Regions from separate parts of the Homo sapiens genome. Here region 2 is linked to region 1. A link is a loop called in an ENCODE intact Hi-C map of the cell type or tissue named here. Cell type or tissue: stomach. All regions are shown on one strand. Each heading gives the region's core, and the rest is flanking DNA. Links, peaks and the distances in the headings are about the cores only. Region 1 has its middle 6.3 kb from the start of PPP6R2. Region 2 overlaps PLXNB2 (plexin B2).

Region 1 (5,359 bases), core at 145-5,144:
TGGTTTTTCCTAGGTTATACTTGTAGAACAAAGATTATTATAATATTGGATTAAAGAGTAATGCTATAAGCTAATAATTAGTAATATTCATATATAATCATATATATAATCTATTTCTAGTATAGCTTCTCGTCGTATATGTTTCCTTTATTATACTGGAACAGCTTGTTTCTTTGGTCTCTTGCCTTGGCACCTGGGTGGCTTGCCGCCCACAATTTTGATCATTTGCATATCTATACAGATTTCAGTATTAGCTTGTCAATTTCCACCACCAACAAAAACACCTGCTGAAGCCAGGTGCGGTGGCTCACGCCTATAATCCTAGCACTTTGGGAGGCCAAGGTGGGTGGCTCACTTGAGCTCAGGAGTTCAAGACCAGCCTGGCAAACATGGTGAAACTCTGTCTCTACTAAAAATGCAAAAAATTAGCTGGGTGTGGTGTCGCGTGCCTGTAGTCCCAGCTACTTAGGAGACTGAGGCAGGAGAATCGCTTGAACCCAGGAGGCAAGATCGCACCAACTGCACTCCAGCCTGGGCAACAGAGTGAGACTCTGTGTCAAAAAACAAACAAACAAATAAAAAACACCTGCTGAGATTTTGCCAGAGATTACATTGGATCCACAGATCAATTTGGGGGAGAATTGCTATCTTAACAATGTTGAGTTGTTTTTATTTTTGAGACAGGGTCTCGCTCTGTCGCCCAGGCTGGAGTGCAGTGGCGCAATCTCGGCTCACCACAACCTCCGCCTCCCAGGTTCAAGCGATTCTGCTGCATCAGCCTCCTGAGTAGCTGGGACTACAGGTGCCCGCCACAACACCCGGCTAATTTTTTTTTTTTTTTTTTTTTTTTTTAGTAGAGATGGGTTTTCACCGTGTTAGCCAGGGTGGTTTTGATCTCCTCACCTGGTGATCCACCTGCCTTGGCCTCCCAAAGTGCTGGGATTACAGGTGTGAGCCACCGCGCCCAGCCATAATTTTTGTATTTTTAGTAGTGACGGGGTTTCACCATATTGGCCAGACTGGTCTCAAACTGACCTTGTGATCTGCCCGCCTCGGCCTCCCAAAGTGCTGGGATTACAGGTGACAGCCACCGCATCTGGCCCTTGTTTTTTGTTTTGTTTTGTTTTGTTTTGTTTTTGAGACGAAGTCTCACTCTGTCGCCAGGCTGGAGTGCAGTGGTCCAATCTCGGCACACTGCAACTTCCACCTCCTGGGTTCAGGTGATTCTCCTGCCTCAGCCTCCCGAGTAGGTGAGACTACAGGTGCGCACCACCACACCCAACTAATTTTTTTTTTTTTTTGAGATGGAGTCTCGCTCTGTCACCCAGGCTTGAGAGCAGTGGCGCAATCTTGGCTCACTGCAAACTCCACCTCCTGAGTTCACGCCGTTCTCCTGCCTCAGCCTCCCCAGTATCTGGGACTACAGGCACCTGCCACCACGCCCGACTAATTTTTTTGTATTTTTAGTAGAGATGAGGTTTCACCATGTGGGCCGGGCTGGTCTCGAGCTCCTGACCTCGTGATCCGCCTGCCTTGGCCTCCCAAAGTGCTGAGATTACAGGCGTGAGCCACTGCACCCAGCCACAATGTTGAATGTTTTTTTTCTTTTTGAGACAGAGTCTTGCTCTATCGTCCAGGCTGGAGTGCAGTGACACAATCTTGGTTCACTGCAAGCTCTGCCTCCTGGGTTCACGCCATTCTCCCACCTCAGCCTCCTGAGTAGCTGGGATTACAGACGCCTGCCACCATGCCCGGCTAATTTTGTTTTTGTATTTTTAGTAGAGACGCGGTTTCACCATGTTAGCCAGGATGGTCTCGATCTCCTGACCTCATGATCCACCCACCTCGGCTTCCCAAAGTGCTGGGATTACAGGTGTGAGTCACCGCGTCCAGCCTGAATTTTTAAACCAATTTTAACCAAAAATATGACATGTCTGTCAACTTATTTAGGTCTTCTCCAACTTTTATCAGCAGGGTCATTATTTTATTTTATTTTATTTTGAGATGGAGTTTCGCTCTTGTTGCCCAGGCTGGAGTGCGAAGGCGCGATCTCAGCTCACTGCACCCTCCACTCGCGGGTTCAAGTGATTCTCCTGCCTCAGCCTCCCAAGTAGCTGGGACTACAGTCGTGCATCACCATGCCCAGCTAATTTTTGTGTTTTTAGTAGAGAAAAATTTTTTTTTAGAGACTGGGTCTCACCGTATTGTCCTGGCTGGTCTCAAACTCCTGGCCTCAAGTGATCCTCTTGCCTCAGCCTCCCAAATTGCTGGGATTATAGGTGTAAGCCACCACACCTGGCCTGTTCCTTCTTTATTTTAATTAATTAATTTAGAGACAGGGTCTTGCTCTGTCACTCAGGTTGCAGTACAGTGGCGTGGTCACAGTTCACTGCAGCCCCGACCTCCAGGGCTCAGGCAATCTTCCCACCTCAGCCTCCAGAGTAGCTGGGACTACAGGCGTGCACCACCATGCCCAGCTAATTTTAAAAATTTTTGTAGAGACAGGCTCTCGCTGTGTTGCCCAGGCTAGACTGTCCTTTCTTGAACACAAACTTAACTTCATTACTTTATAATTAATCCCCTCTTGTTGATAATATTTTTATATCAAACTTTCCCTGTTGAAATCATTGTGTGGTCTCTGTCCCTTTATTGAACCATAACTAGTGATACAATTTTGAAGGAGGAAAAACCAAGCAGGGAAGGTGGTGATGAAGAGAGTGTGTGTGTGTGTGTGTGTGTGGTGTGTCTGTGTGTACAGTGTGTGTGTGCGATGTGTGGTGTGTGTGGGGTGTGTGCGTGTGTGCTGTGTGGGTATAGTGTGTGTGGGGTATGTGTGTGGTGTATTGGTGTGTGTGTGTGGTGTGTGTGCAGTGTGTGTGGTACATGTGTGGTGTGTGGTATGTGGGGGTGTGTGTGTGCGCCTGCATGTGTGTGTGGTGTGTGTGTCTGCGATGTGTGGTGTGTGGGTGTGTGTGTGCTGTGTGGGGGGTGTGTGTGTGTAGTGTGTGTGTGCGATGTGTGGTGTGTGTGGGGTGTGTGTGTGCGGTACGTGTGTGGTGTGTGTGGTATGTAGTGTGTGTAGTGTTTGTCTGCGATGTGTGGTGTGTGTGCGGTGTGTGGGGTGTGTGCGTGTGTGTATAGTGTGTGCGATGTGTGGTGTGTGTGGGGTCTGTGTGTCTGTGTAGTGTGTGTGCGATGTGTGGTGTGTTGGGGGTGTGTGTGCTGTGTGCGGTATGTGTGCTGTGTGGGTATAGTGTGTGTGTGGTGTGTGTGGTGTGTGTGTGTGTGCCATATGTGGTGTGGTGTGTGTGCGGTGTGGTATATGTGTACTGTGTGGTATGTAGTGTGTGTGGTATGTGGAGTGTGCACGATGTGTATGGTGTGTGTGTGGGTGTGTGTGTGCTGTGTGGGGCATGTGTGCTATCTGGGTACAGTGTGTGTGTGGGGTGTGTGTGGTGTGTTGGTGTGTCTGTGTGTGGTGTATGTGTGGTGTGTGGTGTGTGTGGTCTGTGTGGTGTAGTGTGTGTGGTGTGTGGGGTGTGTGCATGTGTGTGTGATGTGTGTGGTGTGTGTGGGTGTGTGTGCTGTGTAGGGTGTGTATGTTGTGTGGGTATAGTGTGTGTGGGGGGTATGTGTGGTGTGTTTGTGTATGTGTGGTGTGATGTGTGTGGTGTGTGTGGTGTGTGTGATGTGTAGTGTGTGTGGTGTGTGGTATGTGGTGTGTGTGCATGTGCGTGCATGTGTATGTAGTGTGTGTGGTATGTGTGTGCGATGTGTGAGGTGTGTGTGTGCTGTGTGGGTATAGTGTGTGTCGGGGGTGTGTGTGGTGTGTTGGTGTGTGTGTGTGGTGTGTTTGTGTCTATGTGTGGTGCGTGTGAAGTGTGTGGTGTGTTTGTGGTGTGTAGTGTGTGGTGTGTGTGTGGTGTGTGGTGTGTGTGTGGTATATGTAGTGTGTGTGGTATATGGTGTGTGGTGTGTGTATGGTATATAGTGTCTGTGGTATGTGGTGTGTGTGGTATGTGTGTGTAGGGTGTGTGGTGTGTGTAGAGTGTGTGGTGTGTGGTATGTAGTGTGTGTTATGTGTGTGTTATGTAGTGTATGTGGTATGTGGTGTGTGTAGTGTGTGTGTGCGGTGTGTGTGTAGGGTGTGTGGTGTGTGTGGTATGTAGTGTGTGTGTTTGGTGTGGTGTGTGTTTGTGGTGTGTGGTGTGTGTGGTATGTAGTATGTGTGGTATATGGTGTGTGGTGTCTGTGGTATGTAGTGTGTGTGGTATGTGGTGTGTGTGTAGTATGTGGTGTGTGTGGTGTGTGTAGGGTGTGTGGTGTGTGTGTGGTGTGTAGTGTGTGTGTTATGTGGTATGTGTGGTAGGTAGTGTGTGTGGTATGTGGTGTGTGTGGTGTGTATGTACGGTGTCTGGTGTGTGTGTGTGTAGGGTGTGTGGTGTGTGTGTGGTGTGTGGTGTGTGATGTGTGTGGTATGTAGTGTGTGTGTTATGTGGGGTATGTGTGGTGTGTGTGGTAGTGTGTGTGGTATGTGGTGTGTGTGGGTGTGTAGGGTGTGGTGGGTGTGTAGGGTGTGTGGTGTGTGTGTGGTATGTAGTATGTGTGGTATGTGGTGTGTGGTGTGTGTGTGTGGTGTGTGTGTGTGGTATGTAGTGTGTTATGTGGTGTGGTGTATGTGGTATGTGGTGTGTGGTGTGTGTGGTATGTAGTGTGGTATGTAGTGTGTGTTATGTAGTGTGTGTGGTTTGTGGTGTGTGTGTGGTATGTGGTGTGTGTGGTGTGCGTGTGGTATGTAGTGTGTGTTGTATGTGGTGTGTGTGTAGGGTGTGTGGTGTGTTTACGGTGTGTGTTGTGTGTGTTGTGTGATTGTGTGGTGTGTGTAGGGTGTGTGTTGTGTGTGGTATGTGGTGTGTGTTGTGGGTGTAGTGTGTGTGGTGTGTGTGGTATGTAGTGTGTGGTATGTGGTGTGTGTGGCTTGCGTGTGGTATGTAGTGTGTGTGTGGTATGTGGTGTGTGTGTAGGGTGTGTGGTGTGTGTTTACGGTGTGTGTTGTGTGTGGTGTGTGATTGGTGTGTGTGTAGTGTGTGGTGTGTATAGGGTGTGTGTTGTGTGTGTGGTGTGTGTGGTATGTGGTGTGTGGTGTGTGTGTGGTGTGTGTGTGGTGTGTGTGGTATGTAGTGTGTGTGTGGTGTGTGTGGTATGGTGTGTGCGGTGTGTGTGGTATGTAGTGTGTGTTATGTGGTGTGTGTGTAGGGTGTGTGGTGTATGTTTCGAGTGTGTGTTGTGTGTGGTGTGATTGGTGTGTAGTGTGTGGTGTGTGTAGGGTGTGTGTTGTGTGTGTGGTATATAGTATGTG
Region 2 (5,359 bases), core at 304-5,303, 61 kb before region 1:
CTTGCCCGCAGTTATCCAGAGGCCTAAACGTCTCCCTGTGATGCTGTGCTTCAGCGGTCACACTCCTAGTCCACTTTCATGTTCCATCCTGTACACCTGGCTCTGCCTTCTAGATAGCAGTAGTAAATTAGTGACAATACTAATAGTCCCTGATATGCAGAAATAATGGCGTAAGCTGTCTTTCTCTCTGTCTCCTCTCTCTCTCTGCCTCGGCTGCCAGGCAGGGAAGGGACTCCTGTCCAGTGGACACATGACCCACGTGACCTTACCTATCATTGGAGATGACTCACATTCTTTACCCTGCCCCTTCTGCCTTGTATCCAATAAATAACAGCGCAGCCCGACATTCGGGGCCACTACCGGTCTCCATGCATTGGTAGTAGTGGTCTCCTGGGCCCAGCTGCCTTTTCTCTTATCTCTTTGTCTTCTGTCTTTATTTCTACACTCTCTCGTCGCCGCACACGGAGAGACCCACTGACCCTGTGGGGCTGGTCCCTACAGAGCTGCCCCAGTCCAAAGGGGACTCGATCAATGGAGGCCTTGCCCATCAAGAGACCCCAGCCATGACGTGCCCAGGTGGGGAGACAGGCTGGGGCTGCCTGAGAATGGATCCTCGTGAGTGGGTTAGCAGTCCAGACCAGCAGAACCTCAGGATGTGTGCCTGGATCCAGCCACATTTGAAGCTGGGCCTTCACTTTGTGTCTGGAGCACCGAATGCCCTCTGCCTGGGCTGTCTGTATTCTTGGCACACAGGGGAGGCTCTGAGCCCTGCCCGTCCTGGTTGCTGCTGTTCCTAGCGCTCAGGACAGTGCATGCGTGGTGTGCAGCGGGCATTTGGTAAGAATGTGTTGCACGAAAGAAGCCACCAGATGGCACCAGAAGCAGTCCCACCTCCCACCCCCCCCACCTCCCCTCAGCACCTCTCCCAGCCCCCTCCACCTCCCCCCAGCACCCCTCCCAGCCCCCTCCACCTCCCCCAGTACCCCTCCCAGCCCCTTCCACCTCCCCCAGCACCCCTCCCAGCCCCCTCCACTTCCCCCCAGCACCCCTCCCAGCCCCCTCCACCTCCCCCCAGCACCCCTCCCAGCCCCCTCCACCTCCCCCAGTACCCCTCCCAGCCCCTTCCACCTCCCCCAGCACCCCTCCCAGCCCCCTCCACCTCCCCACAGCTCCCCTCCCAGCAGGACCCACAGAGCCCAGGGAAGGGGTGGTGGACAGGGGCACTGCAGCCCCAGGAGGAACACTCAGCCAACCCGCAGAGTGAAAAAGACGCTGTATTTGATTTACAATGAACAAGATTTACAAAAAGGGGTGGGGTGGTCTTGGAACTGCTCCCAGTCCCCCCGGACTGGGTGGGGCTCTAGGGCAGCCTGTCTGACAGACCAGGACCCCAGGATGTCTGGGCCCCGACGTAGGACTTGACCTACGTCTCACTTGACCTTTGACGTGGGGCCCAGCAGCCGTGAGTCCACCCAGAGTGCCGGCACCCTTGGGGAGGCCGGTGAGGTCAGGAAGGCATCGTACCGCTTTTTCTCCTCCTCCCATCTCGTGGTGGACAGACAGACATAGGATCTGGGAACTTGCCCTGGGGGCCACAGGCCCTCAGATCCCCCAGGGGCCCAACCTAGGGCATGGAGGCGGCTGCTGGTGCGTGGGCGGAGGCGGAGGCCAGCTGCCCCCAGCGTGGCAGCGTAAGGCACATTTTCAAATCACTGGAGACTCGACAGTGAACACCCGATGCTGGTTCTGCGGCCGGAGGGAGCTGGGGCTGGGGCTGGTGCTGGTGCGGTGCCCGGCGGTATTGCTCAGAGGAAGATGCTACAGTCTAGACGCTGGGCGGGTTCCGGCTGCACCCACTCCGGCTTGGGGCGCGTTCCAGGGGAGGGTGGGGGCCTCAGCCACAGCCACTCGGCCTCCTCCCCTGAGGGGCTCTCAGGTACCTCAGGTACCTATGTCCCAAGGCAGCACTGGAGATTGTAGGTCAGAGGTCAGTGACCTTGTTCTCCAGTGCAGCGGCAATCTGCTGCAGGCGGAAGGCCAGCTGCATCTTCTGGGCGGCAGGATCCTCCTCCAAGGCATTGATGATCTGAGGGAGGGTCGCATCAGAGCACACCGGGGGACCGCCCAGCACCCCACCTGCCCCCGCCCCCGGGGGCCTGACCCTACCTCGTCATAGTACTTCTGCGTGTATTGGTAGAGCTGGTGGAGTGCCACGAGGGTGTTCAAGGAGTCCGTGTGCGCCTGGGGGGTGACGGGACAGTCAGGGTGGAAAAGGGGCTGTGGGAGCCCCAGGGCTGGCAGGAGTAGTACGGGACGCCCAGGACGAGGCCTCCCCGGGGAAGCAGCTGGGGCCTTGGGCACAGCTGGCACTTGGGGCCCCCCATGTGGCACAGCCTCAGACAGACACCCACGCAGGCAGAGTTGTGCACATCCAACCATCTCAGTGTCTCCCTGTGTGACGCACGGCTGTGGATGGACCCACAGGGACGGGTGCTGTGAGCAGGGCTGTGGGTGGAGCCGCAGGGAGGGGGCGCTGTGGGCACGGCCGTGGGTGCAGCCGCAGGGAGGGGGCGCTGTGGACACGGCCGTGGATGGAGCCGCAGGGAGGGGGCGCTGTGGGCACGGCCGAGGGTGCAGCCGCAGGGAGGGGGCGCTGTGGGCACGGCCGTGGGTGCAGCCGCAGGGAGGGGGCGCTGTGGGCAGGGCCTGGCTCCAAGCAGGAGCAGCTCATACTCCCCACACGCAGCTGTGGCTCACTTCACATGGCCGAGCCCACCTCGAGGTCCCGCCCCACCCTCTCTCCCCCTCAGCACCACATTACCCCTGCCCTGCAGCTCAGGGCCAGGCTCAGCATGGGGTAGTGGGAGCGGGGAGGGCTGTGGGTGCGTCCCTGGTGGTCTCCTTACCCGGGAAATCTCTGCCAGGTGTGTGTTCATGTCCTGGTCGCTGACCTGCACCATCTGCCGGATCCCCTTGTAGTAACTGCAGGGGTGGGAGCATCATACAGTGTGGGCGGCAGGGACCACAAAGGGGGTGGTGGGGGAAACCAAGGCCTGAACCTCCCCGCAGGGGGTCGAGGGTGGGCATGGGGGCCTGGCCTGGAGGGCAGGCAGACTTACTCCTCCACCATCTTCTTGTAGGTGGAGATCTCCTTGGCGTACAGCAGCTTGTTGCTGGGAGAATCCTGTTGGGGACAAAACCCAGTGATGCCTGGCCAAGGGGGCCAGGCTGGGGCTGCTCAGAGTACCCCTGGGTAGCTTCCCCTGCCCCGAACTCCTGACACTTTCATCAAGAAAACTATGGGCCGGGCGCAGTGGCTCAGGCCTGTAATCCTAGCACTTTGGGAGGCTGAGGCAGGCAGATCACCTGAGGTCAGGGGTTCGAGACCAGCCTGCCCAACATGGTGAAACCCCGTCTCTACTAAAAATACTAGCCGTGCGTTGTGGCACATGCCTGTAGTCCCAGCTACTCAGGAGGCAGCGGCGGGAAAATCGCTTGAACCTAGAAGGCGGAGGTTGCAGTGAGCAGAGATCGCGCCACTGCACTCCAGCCTGGGCGACAGAGAGAGACTCCATCTCAAAAAAAAAAAAAGAAAACTACTTATTTTGTGATCTGTAGTAAAACTCAGTTTCTCTGCTCGTGTGCTGTGGTGAGAGGTCTCAGGAGGAGAGAGGGCAAGGGCTCTCGGGATCTCCCAGGCTCTGCCGGGCCCCTGTGCCCCCAGCCTCCGCCACCCGTCACCTCCTACATCAAGGGCTCCAGCCCAAGATATTCAAATCCACACCCCAGACAAGGTCCCAACTCACAAGATGCCTCCTGGGGACAGACCCAGGCCTCCCTGCCCCAGACCTGCCCCCACCCCACTCACGCGGCTCAGCTTATGCTCCGTGCGCGTGCAGGCATCCATGAAGGTCTGCGCGATGACTGACAGCGAGGCGTCCACCACCTCGTGGACATGCACGTCAAAGATGAAGTGGGGGTTCTTGAGGATGTTCACCCAGAACCGGAGCGGTAAGCTGAGGCAGAGCAGCAGGGAATGAGAGCCGGGGCTGGGCCGCGGGGTGGGTGTGGAGCCTCCCAAGTGAGAGGCGGAGCCGGGGCTGGGCCGCGGGGTGGGTGTGGAGCCTCACCTGTTCGTCTTCCAGATGTGGATGGTGTCTTCATCCTGGATGTTGTGCTTCTCTGCCTGCTCGTCCAGGAAGTCGAAGAAGTACTTGACTGCAGGTGGCACCGCGTGCCCAGGCGCCAGCACGCTCTGGAAGAAGTTGTCCACAAACTGCTGCAGTGTGCCCTGTGGGGGGGAGGGTCTCAGCGTGACGCCGTGGGCGCGGCTCCTGGGGGGGAGGGTCTCAGCGTGGCGGCCTGGTGCCGCCCACACACCCATGGGGGCCCACCTTGACTGAGAGCAGCCGCGTCAGGTAGATCTCGGTGATGGCCTTCGTCCGCTCCTTCTCTTTCACGCTGCCTCTCTTGGACTTGCCCTCGTCCACCTCGTCGGTCGGCCGCACCAGGTGCCACACCCGGTTCTCCTCCTCCAGGAGGGCATGGCCTGTGGGGAGCGGGCACTGAGGGACCCCTACCCAGGTCTGGGGGCCTGGGTCCCACAGGGAGCAGTGGTGGCAGGGTGGGCAGGGGTGCATGTGTCCAGGGCAGACATGGTCCACGCTGACCACCAGGGGCTGGAAGGAAACGGGCAACAGGGAGGGACTCACGCTCCCCAGGCAGGTCCTGCTGGCTGTCCTCCGGCTGCTGGGAGACCCCCACCTTGGACAGGATGAGGGTGGCTCCATCCCGGACCTGGGGAACACGGCGGTGAGGGTGGGCTGTGCCCCCAGGGTGCCCAGTTCTCGCCCGCCCCGGCCTACACGCTCACATTGTAGTGCATAAGGGTGTTGACGCGCTTCCACCGGCCCTCCCGCTGTGACGTCAGGTCCAGGTCCGACAGGATCTGCGCTGTGGAGCCCGGACGCCACTCTGTGGGAAGAGACAGCCCAGCTTGGGCCCCAGCCACCCAGGTTCCTCCCACTGCCCACCACTCCCATATGAGAAAGCTGGCCAGGCAGGATACCGCCCCAGGACACAGGCCAGGCACATGGGCGCCTGTGTGCAGACGGGCAGGGGCCGGCACTCACCCAGGACCACGCTGTCTGGCCTGGGCCAGCAGGAGCAGGGCTGCCCACGGTACACCTGGTCAATGATCTTCTCCTTGACCTGGGAGATGGTGTCACAGTTGAGGACCTTCACCGGGATGGCGTCCACTCCCTCGTCCTGCACGATCACGCTCACCGTCTGCCGAGACATCCGGGATGAAGCCCAGTGGGAGGCCCTGCTCTTACCTGCACCATGCAGGAGCCACTCC

The links. A loop is a pair of places that touch in the nucleus more often than their neighbours do. Peaks named below come from ENCODE experiments on the same cell type or tissue, not always from the same donor. Only the 100,000 strongest peaks of a DNase experiment are listed, where the experiment ranks them.
Region 2: it touches region 1 in a loop (4-fold over the local background); 108 of 110 quality-filtered maps call a loop at or near these places.

The regions. Positions count from the first base shown.
Region 1 is chr22:50,334,393-50,339,751 of GRCh38, forward strand. It overlaps a transcript of PPP6R2 not described here. Among named protein-coding and RNA genes, the nearest start is that of PPP6R2, 6.3 kb to the right of the region's middle. In stomach, for the core only: no CTCF peak of the experiment used is centred there; no DNase peak of the experiment used is centred there.
Region 2 is chr22:50,273,723-50,279,081 of GRCh38, forward strand. PLXNB2 (plexin B2) reads right to left here. Exons shown (of 37, transcript NM_012401.4): 28 at 5,133-5,289; 29 at 4,874-4,974; 30 at 4,713-4,797; 31 at 4,395-4,549; 32 at 4,131-4,291; 33 at 3,869-4,016; 34 at 3,120-3,184; 35 at 2,907-2,982; 36 at 2,167-2,241; 37 at 1,257-2,086. The coding sequence ends at 1,982. Among named protein-coding and RNA genes, the nearest start is that of MAPK11, 6.0 kb to the left of the region's middle. RefSeq lists a silencer at 2,583-2,652. In stomach, for the core only: CTCF peaks have their summits at 848 (motif pointing right), 2,606 and 2,812; DNase peaks (open chromatin) are centred at 829 and 2,639; H3K4me3 peaks cover 364 bases; H3K27ac peaks cover 1,098 bases.